Linked DNA regions of Homo sapiens: region 2 is linked to region 1. A link is a loop called in an ENCODE intact Hi-C map of the cell type or tissue named here. Cell type or tissue: Caco-2. All regions are shown on one strand.

Region 1 (8,000 bases):
ATATATTTAGTTTTCTGATATCCTAATGTATTTCCACAAACCTTTTAAGTCTACAATTTTATATAGTTTTCCATCAGGGAGGCAAGATATATGTAATTTCTTTCTTTCTTTTTTTTTTTTTTTTTTTGAGATGGATTCTCGATCTGTCACCCTGGCTGGAGTGCAGTGGCGTGATCTCGGCTCACTGCAACCTCTTCCTCCCAGATTCAAGCAATTCTCCTGCCTCAGCCTCTCGAGTAGCTGGAATTACAGGCACATGCCACCACGCCTGGCTAATTTTTATATTTTTAGTAGAGACGGCGTTTCACCATGTTGGTCAGGATGGTCTCAAACTCCTGACCTCATGATCTGCCCTCCTTGGCCTCCCAAAGTGCTGGGATTACAGGCATGAGCCACTGCGCCCGGCCTATAATTTCTTTCTATATGTAACTAATTAAAGGTTTTTAAGAGGGTTTAATCTCTAAATAATTAACAGTTTAGTCATAACACCATAGAAACACATTTAAATATTCAGGAAAGAGATTTTTAAGATTATTGCTTAGTCTTATAAAATGGTGAATTTTTTTTTTTTTTTTTTAGACAGAATCTTGCTCTGTCACCCAGGCTGGAGTTCAGTGGCGTGATCTCGGCTCACTGCAACCTCTGCCTCCCAGATTCAAGCAATTCTCCTGCCTCAGCCTTCCAAGTAGCTGGGATTACAGGCATGTGCCACCATGCCCAGCTAATTTTTTTGTATTTTTAGTAGAGACGAGGGTTCACCATATTGGCCAGGCTGGTCTCGAACTCCTGACCTTGTGATCCTCCCACCTCGACCTCCCAAAGTGCTGGGATTACAGGCGTGAGCCACCGTGCCCAGCCTAAAATGGTGAATTTTAACCAAATTGATACCTCTGTATTCTTATTTTATGTTTCCTATACTCTTACATCATACTGCTTGGCAAGTAATGTAAGTTTTGACGTAATTTAAAAATTCAATTAGTTGTAAACAAATTCTAATTTGTTAAACAATTTATATATTCCTCTTTACTTACTACACTACCTCAGAATTAATCTTCCTTAAAAAAGTAATCATCCCACATAGAAAAAACTGCAGAGCTTCATCTCTTTCTTAAATATTTTCAAATAATGTAAGAACATAAATCCATGTAAAAACTGATTAAAAATGGACACTTCATCTTCCTTTACTAATTATGGAATAATAGAAAGAAGTAAATATCATGTTCTTAATATTTCTCTGCTTAACAGAGAAATACGAAGAAATACTGCAATTATGGTTATGGGAGATTTTCTAGCTTCTTCAAGTACAGGACACAACTATGGTTCCTACCAGTAAGGAGAAACGAATAATCAATCTTACATAACACAAAAGAAAGGTGAGAGGCACAAAAAGACAAACTGACTTTGGCTTTTAAGAACCTAATGTTAACCCTGAAATGCCCGATTGAGTAACACAACAACAAAACAAAAGATGACAGCAGCAAGTCACCACTTCACACAGTATTAAGAATTCTGAAATACGTAATAGCCTTCCTCCCATGTCCCGCTCAATCTGTTGTGTTGTCTTTTTGTTTTTCCTGCTTTTTGGCTGCAGGCAGTTCAAGGCTTGCCCACTGCATCGGTTCAGCTTTTCTCATAGTGATCTCAATCTTTGTTGCAGTCATAGTTACATAACTTCACTTTACATCAGTCACACCCCATAATTTCACATTTTGATGAAATCCCTTCTCTCCTTCAAATCCAATGTGCACATTTAACAACGTGCTATTTACTTCTACTCGGCTAAGTTCTGGAAGTGAATTTTTAGCATATACTGAAATGGTAACTTCACCTTCAGTCTGATGCCAGTCCTCTCTACGTGGAACATTTTCCCCAGCATCCTTTTTAGCCCATATGTGTTTCCCTGTTGAACAGCCCTCTTGGGCTAAGAATGTATTAAAATCAGAAGTTTTTCTTCTACAACAGCTCCAGTATTTCATCCCCTCATGGAAAATAGGTACTCCAGAATGATACACACAGACTTCTTCTAGACTCTCTAGACCCCGATATGTCTTTGAACACCCTCCATTCTTACATGAGGTCCCAATCTTAATTTCATCAGTCTTGTTGCTCTCTTTTTGTTTTTTTTTTTTTTTTCTGGTGGAGTCTTGCTCTGTTGCCAGGCTGGAGTGCAGTGGTGCAATCTTGGCTCACTGCAACCTCTGCCTCCCAGGTTCAAGCAATTCCCATGCCTCAGCCTCCCAAGTAGCTGGGACTACAGGTGTGCACCACCACGCCCGGCTAATATTTTGTATTTTTAATAGAGACGGGGTTTCACCATGTTGGCCAGGATGGTCTTGATCTTCTGACCTTGTGATCCGCCCGCCTCGGCCTCCCAAAGTGATGGGATTACAGGCGTGAGCCACCACGCTTGGCCTCTTCTTCTTTCTTATCTTCTTCATTCCCTGATGACAGTTTAAGTTTATCAGGTGAGGCAGATATTTTTAATTCCAAATTTGTCATTGGTGCATCTGGGCTTGGCCTTTTGATTGCTTCTACTGGCTTCGGGGCTTGAATGATGTGTTCCTGAAATTTGGGTTTCAATTCAGATAGTTCTTTCTTCTCAGTAGTCTTTACTTCAGGTTTGACTGGCTCATGTGGCTTCTCACTATTATGTCTACCTTTTGTACAGCCTACAATGCTTAAGAAATCAGAAAAATCAATTGTTCTTCTCTTATATCAAGACCAATCCTTAATGCATCGTGAAAGACTGGAACACCTGGGTGGCATATGCAAGCATCATCGGAATTGATCTCAGGATCGAAGCGCTGACCGCAGCCCCGGTTGTAGCACAGCAAGGCCATTTTCTTTTCCCACCGTCACAGGCAAGGCCCAAACACCGGGAACGGCAAGAGGGTGCATTTGCCACTCCCGTGTCGCTAGCACCGGCCTTGACAGTGGACTATTACAAGGATTTCTGTGGGCCCGCTCTGAGCCGCCGTTTCTGGCCGTGCAGACGGACTTCTACCACACGGTGGCGCTGCGGCTCTGCCATAGAAGGCTCCTCTCGGTCCAGGAGACAGGCAGGGCCGGCCACAGGACCAGCCTCCGACAGCGATTTCATCCGCACCCTGCGGGGCAACGTGGGGGCCTATCCGTAGCTTTCAGCGTTTCCTGGACCCTACCAGGACAAGAATCGCGGGGAGAGGTGCGAAGAAGGTCTGGAGAGGAGGAGGCTTGGGACAATGCAGAGTCCTGGAAGTGAGGCTGACCGCTGACCGCTGTCAGGAGGGACATGGACCGCTGCCGGGGAATCATGGGATTTCCCACCGGCCCAGTCATCTCCCACGTCGGGAAAAGGGAAGAGCTGCTTCCCCATGGCGTGTGCGCGTGGGAAGGGTCTCGGGCAGAGAAGAGGCACTTTTTCTGTCCTCCAGGCTGTTTCCGCCAAATGAAGACCTGGGCTGGAAGAGCCAGGAACAAAGAGGAGAGTCGAGTGCTGAGCACCCAGCGGGAGAGGATGCAGCCCGGTCATCTCACACCTGCTGACCACACAACATCGTCTGCGAGTTCCCCCCACCTACTTCGCCTGCAGCTGCCATTTGGGAAGATGACTCTTGCCTCTTTCACCGTCTGTTTTTTAGATTAGGACTCACGGGCCTAGGGCAGGAGTCAGCTCTTCCAGATCTTTATCGAAAAGTAACATCACACTTGTGCCCAGGGGTTCGAGACCAGCCTGGGCAACAGGACAAACCCCCTTCTCTACAAAAAAACCCACAAAATCTGTGTGGAAGGTGTGTGAACCCTTGGGAAACAGAGTTGCTGTACACGTGTATCAGGCCCTGAGCCAGCTGCAGGGTGGGCATTACTGCTTGGTGCCCTCCGCCCTCACTCTTCCTCCCTGGATGTTGAGGATGGCCCCGTAAACCTTGTTCATAGGGGTCCCTCGTTTTCTGAGACACCTCATCTGAGCACTGACGAGGGGACACAACTCTTGGCTGGGAAGCAGGAGACTGAGCATTGCCTTCAAGCCATCCCCACACATGTGACCTCAGTCAGCATTCTGCCCTTTCATGGGTGTCAGTTGTCTCGTCCATAAAATGGGATGATGTTCTTGTTCCAGCCGGCATACTGGATGACTAAATGAGGGAACAGGTAAGAAGCTGCATTGGAAAAAGGTACCATTCAGCTGCAAGACATCCTTGTGCAGTTCCCCCAGGGCTAATGGGGTTTGGTTGCCCACCTTTGCTGTGTCTCTTCGTGGCGCCAGCAGGTGGCAGCATTGCCTTTGCATGTGCCGGCTCCACCTCTGGCCTCTCCCAGACATGCAGCGTGTAGGGCAGGGGACCATTCTTCACCCAATTCATTTCAGGGGTCATGGGAAGGAGGGATCTGAAATGCCCTGAATGGGAAGGGCCTGGAAAGAAAATGAAAATCTCATTCCTCCCCTCAAAGAAACACAGATAAGCCAGGAGAGCAGGATCTGGTGCATGAGCCCAAGAGGGCTAATGTGACCACTTAGGCTGAAGGGGGACCTTACCTCTCTCTGCCACAACGGTGTCCCCCACCACCTGGAGGAGGGAACTGGGGATCCAGAAGGCTTGGGTCCTTGTCTTTGGTTGGAAAAGTCAGCCAGCATTGCAGTGGGGCAGCAGGAATTCCTCTATTTTTGTGTGTGCAACAGAGTTGAAAACTTAATTCACTCTATAATTTATTTGTGCAAAAAAAAGGTAATTTCCTTATTTATGAGTCTATAATGAATCTGGCCTTTCTTCCAACCCCTGCCTGATGATAAGCGAGAAAAACAATGAAATTTTCAACTTGATTTGAACATCCTGGGGCCAGAGAGTTTAGCCGGTCTTGTTAAGTGATCTTATTAATTTCTCTTGGATAAAATGCTTAGTTCTCAGACTGCTTTGCCCAGCTTCTCCCACTGTGGTGCTGTTGGGGTTTTGTAGACAGTCAAGGGCAGCTTGTGTGGCATCTGGTAGGAGGCATGAGTTGGGATCCTGGGGTGTGGTGTCCTCTAGACCCAGCAAGGTCCCCTGTCCCTCCTGGCCACTGATCATACTAGAAGCTGAGTTTATGAAACTCATGGTCCAGTCCCTCCTGATCTGACTAGAGCCCATGTGGCGCCCCTGGCTGGCCAGCCCTCCTGCACCTGGGCCCCTCCTCCCCACCAAGTCTCCTAGCTGTGCCACCATGGCCCCAGTAGGGCTGCTGGCTCACAGGAATGGAAGTTGGCTTTGAAAGCTGAACTTTAGTGGTGCCTCTCCCTTACCGGGGAGCCCTGGTGCTGGAGGCAGAGGCCGAGTTGGTTTGCAGCTGCCTGGGATGCCACTTCTTCCCAGAGTTCCAATGTGAGTTGGGGACAAGGGCTTCTTTCTCTCAGGGAGGGGTGAGTGGGCCAGTGCTTGGCTCTGCTTGTTATCCTTCTAATCCCCTTCGTACCATCCCCTGGGCAGGAAGGAGGGGACCAACACTCTTCCTCTTCTTGCTCAGTCATCCATTACATAAAATTCCAGGGCCACACCCAAGGAGAGGGATGAGGGAATCCAGGAAACATGCTCTCAAAAGAATAGCCTGCTTTAGAAGACTTTTGATCTGCAGCATAATCCTATTTTGCATGTCAAATACCAAACATTACCACATTTTTTCTTCTGTGCATTCTGTCTATATCAAACATTAATCCTGGTCTCTCTTTAAGCAGAGATGCATGCCTCAGGCCAATGAAGATGAAGATCATGTACCCATCAAGGCAAAAGAGAAAAGCACTGCACTCCAACCCGGGCAACAGAATTATTATTATTATTTTTTAAGAGATAGGATATCATTCTATTGCTCAGGCTGGAGTACAGTCGTGCGATCATAGCTCACTGTAATCTTGAACACGTGGACTCAAGTGCTCCTCCTACCTCAGCCTCTAGGTAGCTGGGACTAGGGGTGTGTGCCACCACACCTGGCTAATTTTTCTATTTTTTTTTCAATAGATGGGGTCTTGCTGTGCTGCCCAGGCTGGTCTTGAACTCCTGAGCTCAAGCAATCCCCTTGCCTCAGCTTCCCAAAGTATGGGGATTACAGGCGTGAGCCATTGTGCCTGGCCCAAAATTTTTCAAATATCATCCTTTTAAGCTTCAAATGTTACCAACATTGGCGAATGCAACCAGAGGAGACATAACACATAAAACATGGGGGGTTTATCCACAAGGAGAATTCACTATCTTGCTGGTGTTAGGATCTGTCCTTCCAGGGAGGATACGCCATGAGTCAGAAGTAGATGCCACTCAGCAAAAAAAAAAGAAAAAAGAAAAAAAAAATCACACCCCTATGTAAAGATGGCGTGGCCCAGTTGGAACCCCTGCAGAGCTCAAGGACTCTCAAAAGGAGGCTCTTAGCCTGGGGCCAAGGCAAGACCAATTCATAGGATGAAAGGAAGGCTGTGATTGGTGGGCTCTTGTCCAGGCTCCTCATTTGTCCTTTCCTACTGGAGGAAATGTGACATGGGCAATTCAAGCCAATAGGGAACCTGGGGAAGGGGCTGGTGGTGGGTTTCATTCACTGCTTTCCCTCACGTGACTCCCTCAGGAAGGGGGTCTTACTGGGCAGGGCTGAGGCAGATGGCCACACTTACAGGTACTCACTGGCACATGTGGCTGGATGTGGGGGTGGGGTGGGGTAAATAACCATAGCTACCTCATGTAGTTGTTGCAAGGATGAAATTACTTAATCCTTTCTTTTTGAGACGAAGTCAGGCTCTGTCACCCAGGCTGGAGTGCAGTGGCACGATCTCAGCTCACTGCAACCTCCGCCTCCCTGGTTCAAGCAATTCTCCTGCCTTAGCTTCCCAAGTAGCGAGGATTATAGATGCCTGCCACCATGCCCGGCTAATTTTTGTATTTTTAGTAGAGACAGGGTTTCGCCGTGTTGGCCAGGCTGGTCTCGAACTCCTGACCTCAAGTGATCCGTCTGAGAGACAGGACTAGCTGGATTTCCTAGGCCGACTAAGACTCCCTAAGCCTAGCTGGGAAGGTGACCGCGTCCACTTTTAAACGCGGGGCTTGCAACTTAGCTCACACTGACCAATCAGGTAGTAAAGATAACTCACTAAAAAGCTAATTAGGCAAAAACAAGAGGTAAAGAAATAGCCAATCATCTGTCTCCTGAGAGCACAGCAGGAGGGACAGTGATCGGGATGTAAACCCAGGCATGCGAGCCGTCAACATCTACCCTCTTTGGGTCCCCTCCCTTTGTATGGGAGCTCTGTTTTCACTCTATTAAATCTTGCAACAGCACTCTCTTCTGGTCTGTGTTTGTTACGGCTGGAGCTGAGCTTTCGCTCGCCGTCCACCACTGCTGTTTGCCGCCATGGCAGACCCGCCGCTGACTTCCATCCCTCCAGACACAGGGTGTCCGCTGTGCTCCTGATCCAGCGAGGCACCCATTGCCACTCCCGATGGGGCTAAAGGCTTGCCATTGTTCCTTCATGGCTAAGTGCCCGGGTTCATCCTGATCGAGCTGAACACTAGTCACTGGTTTCCACGGTTCTCTTCCATAACCCATGGCTTCTAATAGAGCTTTAACACTCACCTCATGGCCCAAGATTCCATTCCTTGGGATCCGTGAGGCCAAGAACCCCAGGTCAGAGAACATTAGGCTTGCCACCATCTTGGAAGCAGCCGGCTGCCATTTTGGAAGCCACCTGCCACCATCTTGGGAGCTCTGGGAGCAAGGACCCCCCAGAAACATGTCCACCTCGGCCTCCCAAACTTAATCCTATTTATAGTGTTAGAACAATGCCTATGATATCGTAAATCAGGCTGGATGTGTACTTGCCATTTACATCCACGTATGTGTATGTTTCCATGTGAATACCTGTAGAACTTAATGCCTGACACAGAAGGCACTCAATAGATGCCAGTTGTTCTTATCATTGGACACACAGAAACATAGACACAGACACTTAGATGAGTATATCTTCATAAACAAAGACATAAAGACACCCCTATACCTTTACTAGATACACT
Region 2 (8,000 bases), 200 kb after region 1:
GGCTCAAACAAGATCGCTGTTTCTTTCCTCTTGTGCAACAGTCCAGGCATAGACAGTTTGGGATCAAAATAGTATCAGGCACTTGTACTTCTTCTAACTCACTTACTGATGTGCCATCCCTCTGGTCCTGCCCTCACCCATAGGATCCAAGATGACACTCCATCACATAGGCTTCTAGCCTGCACGAAGTTGGGGAGAGAGGGCCCCAGAAGCAGGTTCTCTCCTTTTAAGGACACCATCTGGAAGTCACAGACAATGCTTTTGCTCATATCCCATTGGCCAGAACTGTTAGACATGTAGCTATACTTAGCTGCAAGGGAGCCTGGAAAATGTAGTTTTTATTCCAGTAAACACCTTTTGGTCTATGAGAGAAAAGGGAAAATTGTTCTGGGGGCCAACTAGCAGTTCTGCCACATGAGACCCCAAGTACACAGCAAGAAGGTTCTTGGATTTGTCTGCCATGTGCCCCACTCCCCCTGGCCACAGGGGCAGGCAAGGGACTCAATCTGGGAAAATGACCTCTGACCACAGCAATTGCCCAGAACTGGACACATGATTCAAGTGGATCCAATCAGGGTTCTTCCTCAGGCCTTTTGCTTTTCTTTTCTTTTTTTCAAAAAAGTTGAAGGCTGGGCATGGTGGTTCACACCTGTGATCCCAGCACTTTGGGAGGCCAAGACGGTGGATCACCTGAGGTCAGGAGTTTGAGACCAGTCTGGCCAACGTGGCAAAACCCCATCTCCACAAAAAATACAAAAATTAGCCGGGTGTGGTGGTGCACCTATAATCCCAGCTACTCGGGAGGCTGAGGTGGGAGAATCGCTGGAACGTGGGAGCCAGGGGTTGCAGTGAGCCGAGATTGAGATTGCACCACTGCACTCCAGCCTGGACGACAGAGCAACACTCCATCTCAAAAAAAAAAAAAAAAAAAGTTGAGACAGGGTCTTGCTCTGTTGCCCAGGCTGGAGTGCAGTGGCATGATCATGGCTCACTGCAACCTTGAACTGGGCTCAAGCAATCCTCCCACCTCAGCCTCTGGAGTAGATGGGACTACAGGCACGCACGACCACATCCGGCTAACTTAAAAAAAAAAAAAATTCATAGAGACGGGGTCTCACTATGTTGCCCAGGACGGTCTCAAACTCCCCTCAGGACTTTTTCTAAGCAAGCCTGGTAGCAGACAGTACAATTTCCTTTCTGGTCATGAGACTGTGAGGATGTAATGCTGAACCGACCACAGGCATTATTCCTGCAGGGGAAGGAGGGTGCACAAAGCCCATTTGCGGAAGAAAGGGTGTTGCTCACCTCTGAGAGACAGAGAGAGAAGAGACAGGAGGTGATAGTCTGGTGGGTGAGTAGGCCTCATTCTGGCCTCTTCAGGGCCTGCTCTGTCTTTGCCCTGCTTGAGCCAATAGTCAACATCCCCCTCTCACCAAGCTGATTCAAGTCAAGTTTGAGCCATTCGCAACCCTTAGTACTGCAAGCCGCGTTTTTTTTTTTTTTTTTTTTTTTTTTTTTTTTATCCCTGGGGAAATGAGTGAATGGCTGGGGGACACAGCTGAGATGGAAAATCTGGAAGGAAAGTGCTCCAACCACGCCGTCTCTCTCCCCTGCACATGTGCCCTGTGGCACCTCAAAGTTCCCTTCACCGCGGAGGCTGCTGGGTTTCTCCGCATTTTCCCATCCAGCCCCGCCGCCGCCTGCCATCCAGCCCTCCTCCCAGGCTTGCTGCAGCCGGCCCAGCTGCGAGGGGGCCCGAGGACGGCACTGCACAAAGGCCCCATTCTCAGCTGGCGGGGGCTGTTATCAGCCCAGCCTAAACTGTGAATCACCTGCATCTGTGGGCAGCCCTGTGGGTGGGGCTGCTTGATTTCCCCTCTGGGCCTCCCTTGGCCAGAACCTGTGAGTGGGGGCGGACTCTCAATAAAGGTTCATTGTTTTCCATCCCCTCTGCTATCGGGTTCTGTGACTGCCTTCCCGAGCCCCTTCCTCTGCTCCTCATTCAGCCTCTTCTCCCTGGACCCTGGCCCTCTGAGCACCATTCCACACCCCACCTCACCTTGATTATCAGCAGAATCCCTTCAGGAGAGCCCAGGTGGTGACCCGGGAAAGCAGGAGAAGGGCATTGGCTGGCTTTGCCTCCAGGGCAGTCAGAATGAAGGCGGATCTGAACCGCTGGCTGGCTCCCCAACTTACTTGAGGTCCCCCACTGACTGCAGACAGCAACCAAGCTGTCCTGGGCCTGTGGTGTCACCTGGTGGTCAGCCTTGGAACTTGTCTGGGAGGTTGGGGGGGGGGGGGGCGGTCACACATGTTCCGTAATCTCTCTATTCTTCCCTGTTTTTTGTTTTTGTTTTAAACTGTAATGGGTTCAGTTCTGCTCATTCTTCCTCAGGCCATCTTTAAAACAGAAATTCCAAATCCCAGAGCCTACTTCGGTCATCTCCCTTTCTTCCGACCTTACCCCAATTACCTCAAGAGGTCCTTTTCCCACTGTATGTTCAGTCTACCCAGCCAACGTGCTGACTGAGACAGGGCAGGCCCACCCCCAAGTCAAGAAAAAGGCAGACTGAAAGTCAGAGAGATAACTAGAATGATGAAGAATAGAAGTTTTCGACTTCAAAAGCCCTTGAAAACTTTCCTTCAGAATGCCACACCCATCTGCCCATCCTCCTGTTAAGAACCCTGCTTTCCTTCAAGCATCAGTTTTCAAGAGAAAATAGGTTGACTTTTCCAGATCCGCATTGTGATTTTTCCATTTCTACTACAGGTCTTGCAACAGTAGGGTTTTCTGTCCTTCCCGTGTAGCTGAATGGCAGCCCAGCTTTGAGATGGGTTTAATGGGCATTTATTATGCCCCAACCTGGAAAACTGAGCCCCATTCATAACCCTGAGTTCTCGACTTTCTATTGGCTCATTGTGTGAAATGCCAAACCACTTCATAGAAACATTTTGAAATCTAACCCATTGGAAAGTCGGGACAGCCTGACGAAGATATTTAAAGGAAAGGTCATGAGATGCTTTCTGAGCAGGATGGTGGCTGCTGCTTCTTGTTCCTGTTGCCATTTCAAACAGGCTAGTATATGAGAACTATCTGATTTCCCCAAAATGGAAATCCTGATCCTTGAAGAAGTCTTGAGGCTTCCGAAATGGGTTGTGCCAGTGGCCTAAGGTTGGGGGAACGAGGTGTGGAGTGATGAGTTAAGTAGCGATGTGAGCACAGAGACTAGGCAGAGAGGATGTGAGGAGGCCGGGTTGAGTGGAGGATCTGGAGAGAGTTTTAGTGCCAAGACTGGAGACAGACCCAACTGACTTCTACCTGACAAGAAGGGCCCAGTGGAAACACATGGAGACTCCAGGCAGGTGAATAATTTCATATCCTACCAAAGCCATATTCTTTTACTATGTTCCACTTTAGTGTAGCAGAAACTGATCTGTGCTTGGAGGAATGAGGGAGTAGACAGAGAAGAGGGTCCCCGTTACCAAGTAGGCAGAGAAGAGGGTCCCTGTTAGCAACACTCCATCTCCTCTGAGCGGTTCAGCTCTCACCCCAATGAGACAAAAACTCTGCAGAGACCTTCCCCACCTTCCTTAGAGACTGACTGCTATTATACTAGCCTGCTCTTTTGGGGGTATCCCTAATCACCCTATTGCAAACCACTCATTAAAACATGCAACTGTCCCATAGAGGAGTTGCAGATATGGTTTTCTTGGTCTCCTTTTATTTCCAGTGATGTTGGAGTGCCTCCGAAAGATGGCACCCTGGGAAGCTTCTGGGTGCTGGGCACTGAGCATGTTATCTCATTTCATCTCCCTGCCAGGGCACTATCATAAGCTCCATTCCACCTGGTGCAACTGAGGCTGAGGGCAGTTAGGTTAGCTGCCCAAGAGGTTAAGAGCTGCTGAGAGCTGTTGAGAGCTGCCATCCTACCTTGGAGCTGAGATCTGAATTCAGCTTCATCCATCTTAGTCTGAAGATCTTCACTTCCTCCCCTTCCTGCAGGACAAAATGGAAAGAAAAAGCCCTTGAGAACAGGAGGGTAGGACCTATGAGGGGCCATAGGGGGTGGAGGTTCGAACAGGGAGCTACGAGCCCACTCAGATATCCAGTGGGCAGCAGGGAGGAAGACTGCCTGCCCAGGACGGCCACAAAACAGCCCTGGGGGGGTGAGGGGGGTGTGAGGAGCCAGCATGGGAAAGTGAAGGAGCCTTGTTCTGTAGAGGGAAACCCCCTCCTCCGCAGCAGAAACACTAGAAGTGTCCACTGATAGAACAGGGTGGGCCTGGGTCAGCAAAAAGCCCAAGAGAGATCTTTGCAGGAGAAATCTCTCCTTCGGTGCTGGAATTGGAGAGTGAATAAAGTCCTTTGGGCCAGGTGGAGTCAGCAGTGCCGAAAGCCTGGGAGGTGGCCCTGGTTGGTCCCTCTTTTCCCATCTCCCCTCCTTCAGCTCCAGAGCCAAGGAGGGGCTGGCCGTCCGTTCCTGGCCTCACCAGCAGAGGTCTCCAGAGCAGGGAGCAGAGGGCTTGGGGTGGGGGAGGGAATGGAAGGATGCCCTGCACCTTCCGCCCTGCTCACAGATGTCCAGGGGTCCACTGCATGGGTGGTCTTGACTCATGCATAGGTGTGTCTGTATTTGTGTGCATCCGTGTGGGGGTATGTAAGTGCGGGAAGTGGGTGTATGTGCATTTATGGGTGTGTAGGTGTCTGTGGGTGCATGCATGTTTGTAAGTGTGCTGGGTGGTGTCTCTGCGTGTATGTTTGCCCATTCCATCTTCGCACATGTTGGCACTGCTTGTGGCCCTGCGTATATCTGTGTGCAAGTGAGTCCTGCATCATTTGTGCATAGTTGTCTATGCTTGGGCTTGTAAGGAGAGAGGAGAAAAATAAGTGACCTGGGGAAGGGGATGCTTTGACATCTCAACATTCTAGGAGGCAGGGATGTGGGGTCGTCTGTACTGTCCCATGTCCACACACACTGACCCAACCTGGCCACCTCCTGCCCCTTCCTTAGCACAGACCCTGAATTTGTTTGTTAAAACCTCATTTACAGCAGGTGTTGCTGACAACCAGTTCCCAGGAAGCAAGGCCTTCCAGAGCGCTCTCTCGCTCGCTCTCGCGCTCTCTCTCTCTCTCTCTCTCTCTCTCTCTCTCTCTCTCTCCCTCTCCCTCTCTCTCTGTAGCTGGTAAACATTATTCTCATTGTTGCGGGGGGCAGTGGAGCCACAGAGTATGGTGGGAGGCAGAGAGCTGCAGTGGGGGAACCACATGCCCATGGCTGACTCACCCATGGGTGAGCAAAGGCAGTGGCCATGAGGGAAAGTGCAAGGAAAAGCCCTGGACAAGGCCTAGCTCTGCTCCTGGCCTGAGGCCCTGCACTGGAGCTCAGTCAGTGCTGGGGGGCAGGCAGAAGGGAGGCCCCTTACCCATGTCACGCTGAAAATCCTTGCCGCAGGGAGTAGGGCAGAGTCTGGAGCCTACCACATGATGGGAAGGTGTGTTTACTTCCCACTGCTGCTGTAACAAATCGCCACCAACTTAGCGGCTTAAAGCAACACAAATTTATACAGCTCTGGAGGCCAGAAGGGCAAAATCAGCATCTTTGGGCTAAAAACAAGGTGTTGGCAGGGCTGCTCTCCTTCTGGAGGATCTAGGGGAGAACCCATTTCCTTGCCTTTCCCACTTCTAGAGGCCACCTGCATTCCTTGGCTTGGGGCCCCTGCCTCCATCTTCAAAGTCAGCTGAGCCTGGGCAGTATAGTGAGACCCCATCTCTACAAAAATTTTAAAAATTAGCCAGTGTGGTGGTACACGCCTGTAGTTCCAGCTACTCAGGAAGCTAAAGTGGGAGGATCACTTGAGCCCAGGAGGCAGAGGTTGCAGTGAACCGAGATCACACCACTGCACTCCAGCCTTGGCAACAGTGCCAGTCCCTGTTTCTAAACAAAAACAAACAAATGAAATCAGCTGCACGTGATATCTTCAAGTCTCCCTTCTGTCTGCTCGCACATGCCTTTTCACTGCCTTTGACCTTCCTGCCTCCCTCTTATGTGGACCCTTGTGATGATGTTGGGCCTTCCCAGATAATCCATGATAATCTCCCCATCTTAAGACCCTTAACAGAATTACATCTACAAGTCCCTTTTGCCTTTGAGGTGACATTCACAGGTTCTAGGGATTAGGATGTGGACATCTTCAGGGGGCCATTATTCTAACAAAGAGGACAATCACAGACAGACTGGCAAAAAGGGGTGACATTCCTATTCCCCCCATGGTTTCACCCATTGAGGACCCGCATTCCTGCTGAAGAGCCCGCTGGCCCTGGAGGGCTTTCCCCTGTGCTTTCCCTCATGGCCACTGCCTTTCTCCCCGACACGGGTGAGCCAGCCATGGGCATGCATTTCCCCCACTGCAGCTCTCTACCTGCCTCCCACAATACTGGCCCTGGAGTGAGCAGCTCTTGGCACCAGGAACTAGGGCTCACTGGCTGGGTAAAGGGTCATTGTCCTCGCTTCCTACCCTCCCAGCAGCCCGTGGCCAGGCACCAGCTATGACCCCAGCTCACACCAAGCCCTTGAGCCCCTAAACCCCTGAGCCTCCCTCATCCCCACCCAACCGGCTCCACATCTAGCCCCCGCCAGACCTCAGGCTTGTGTCCACTCTCCCTGAACGCTCCTCTCTGGCTCTCCCTCAGTCCCCTTACCCCTCTGGATTCCCGTCCTGTCACGGCCCCCACTCCTGGCCCCAGAGGCTGTCTGTCTCTTCCTGACTGTGGGGCTCCACCCTGCTGGCTTCAGGCCCCCCAGCCCTCTCCACATGTGCGAAAACCACATGCATGGGCTCTCTTCGGCTCGCCACAGAAAGCCCAACAGCAGGACCCAGAGTGAGGAGGATCACGCACGTTAGCCCAGCCGGGCCAGTGCTGGGGGGCCTGAGGGCACTGCCAGCCCCCCAGATGCCTTACAAAGCCAAACTCCCATCGTGGTCAGCCTCACATCTGGGATAAGGCTGGAAATTCCAATGGCTCTCGGCTGCTAAGAAATGTGTTGAATCTTCCCAGAGATTTGGTGGAAGTGGGAAGCATTGTGTGGTAGGGGTGGGGCCACTCCCGCCATAGGACTCCCAGAGCTCTGGGGAAGTCCAGATGGCACAATGTGTCCACAGTGGCTGTGTTGGTTCCCCCCACCCCCTCTGCCTAGCTCCCCGCCCGCTGAAGATGAAAGGTGCCCAGGGCCAGGGTGCAGCTCATTTCTCGCTGGCACCCACAAGTCTGTCTACTGGTGTGCATGTGAAACTCTGACGTTTCTGATAGAGACTTGAGTTATTTTTTCCTGGAGAGAAAAATGTTGACATGACTTTGGAGGATTGTCTGCCTAGAAAATCCCCAATGCACGAAGAAGACAAGTTCCTCCCCTTCTCACACACGCACCCCTGCGCACTCACGCACATTCCCTGGAGGCCCTGGTCTGTGGGCCTCCTTGGGGCCTCACCTCCGCCTCTAGCCCACGTCCATCCCGTGTGCGACAGGATTCCATAGAGCTGGGGCCTGCAGGGTCCCGGAGCAGGATCGGCCGCTGGCTAGTTCTGCGTCTCTAGGTGGAACCTATACTTATTAGGTTTCTGCAGCTGCTGTAGCAAATCGCTACTAACCAAGGGCCTTAAACAACACACGTTTATTCTCTTACAATTCTGGAGGCCAGCAGCCCTTAAATCAGTCTCAATGGGCTAATGTCAAGGTGTCGGCAGAGCTGGTTCCTTCTGGAGGCTCCAGGGGAGAATCCACTTCCTTGCCTTTTTCAGTGTCTAGTGGCCACCTCTATTTCTCAGCTTGTGGTCCCTTCCTCCATCTTCAAAGAGCATCACTCTAATTTCGGATTCCTTCATCGTGTCACCTTCTTCTCTGATTCTGACTCCTTCTGCATCCCTCTTCCAAGGACACTGAGATTAGGTTGGGCACACCTGGGTTATCCCCATCTGGAGATCCTTGATTGCACGCGCTAAGT

What was found. Hi-C counts contacts between places; a loop is a spot of excess contacts. Peaks named below come from ENCODE experiments on the same cell type or tissue, not always from the same donor. Only the 100,000 strongest peaks of a DNase experiment are listed, where the experiment ranks them.
Region 2: a loop joins it to region 1, with 5 times the contacts of the local background. A loop is called at or near these places in 12 of 110 quality-filtered maps.

What each region holds. Positions count from the first base shown.
Region 1 is chr2:42,824,778-42,832,777 of GRCh38, forward strand. It overlaps the pseudogene CHORDC1P1. Among named protein-coding and RNA genes, the nearest start is that of TRI-TAT2-1, 18 kb to the left of the region's middle. In Caco-2, CTCF peaks have their summits at 3,007 (motif pointing right) and 4,247 (motif pointing right); DNase peaks (open chromatin) are centred at 3,024 and 4,264; H3K4me3 peaks cover 224 bases.
Region 2 is chr2:43,020,176-43,028,175 of GRCh38, forward strand. LINC01819 (long intergenic non-protein coding RNA 1819) reads right to left here. Exons shown (of 6, transcript NR_110585.1): 6 at 7,678-8,000. Among named protein-coding and RNA genes, the nearest start is that of LINC01819, 15 kb to the right of the region's middle. RefSeq lists enhancers at 6,012-6,828, 6,829-7,644. In Caco-2, CTCF peaks have their summits at 2,262 (motif pointing left) and 4,485 (motif pointing right); DNase peaks (open chromatin) are centred at 1,866, 2,166 and 4,486.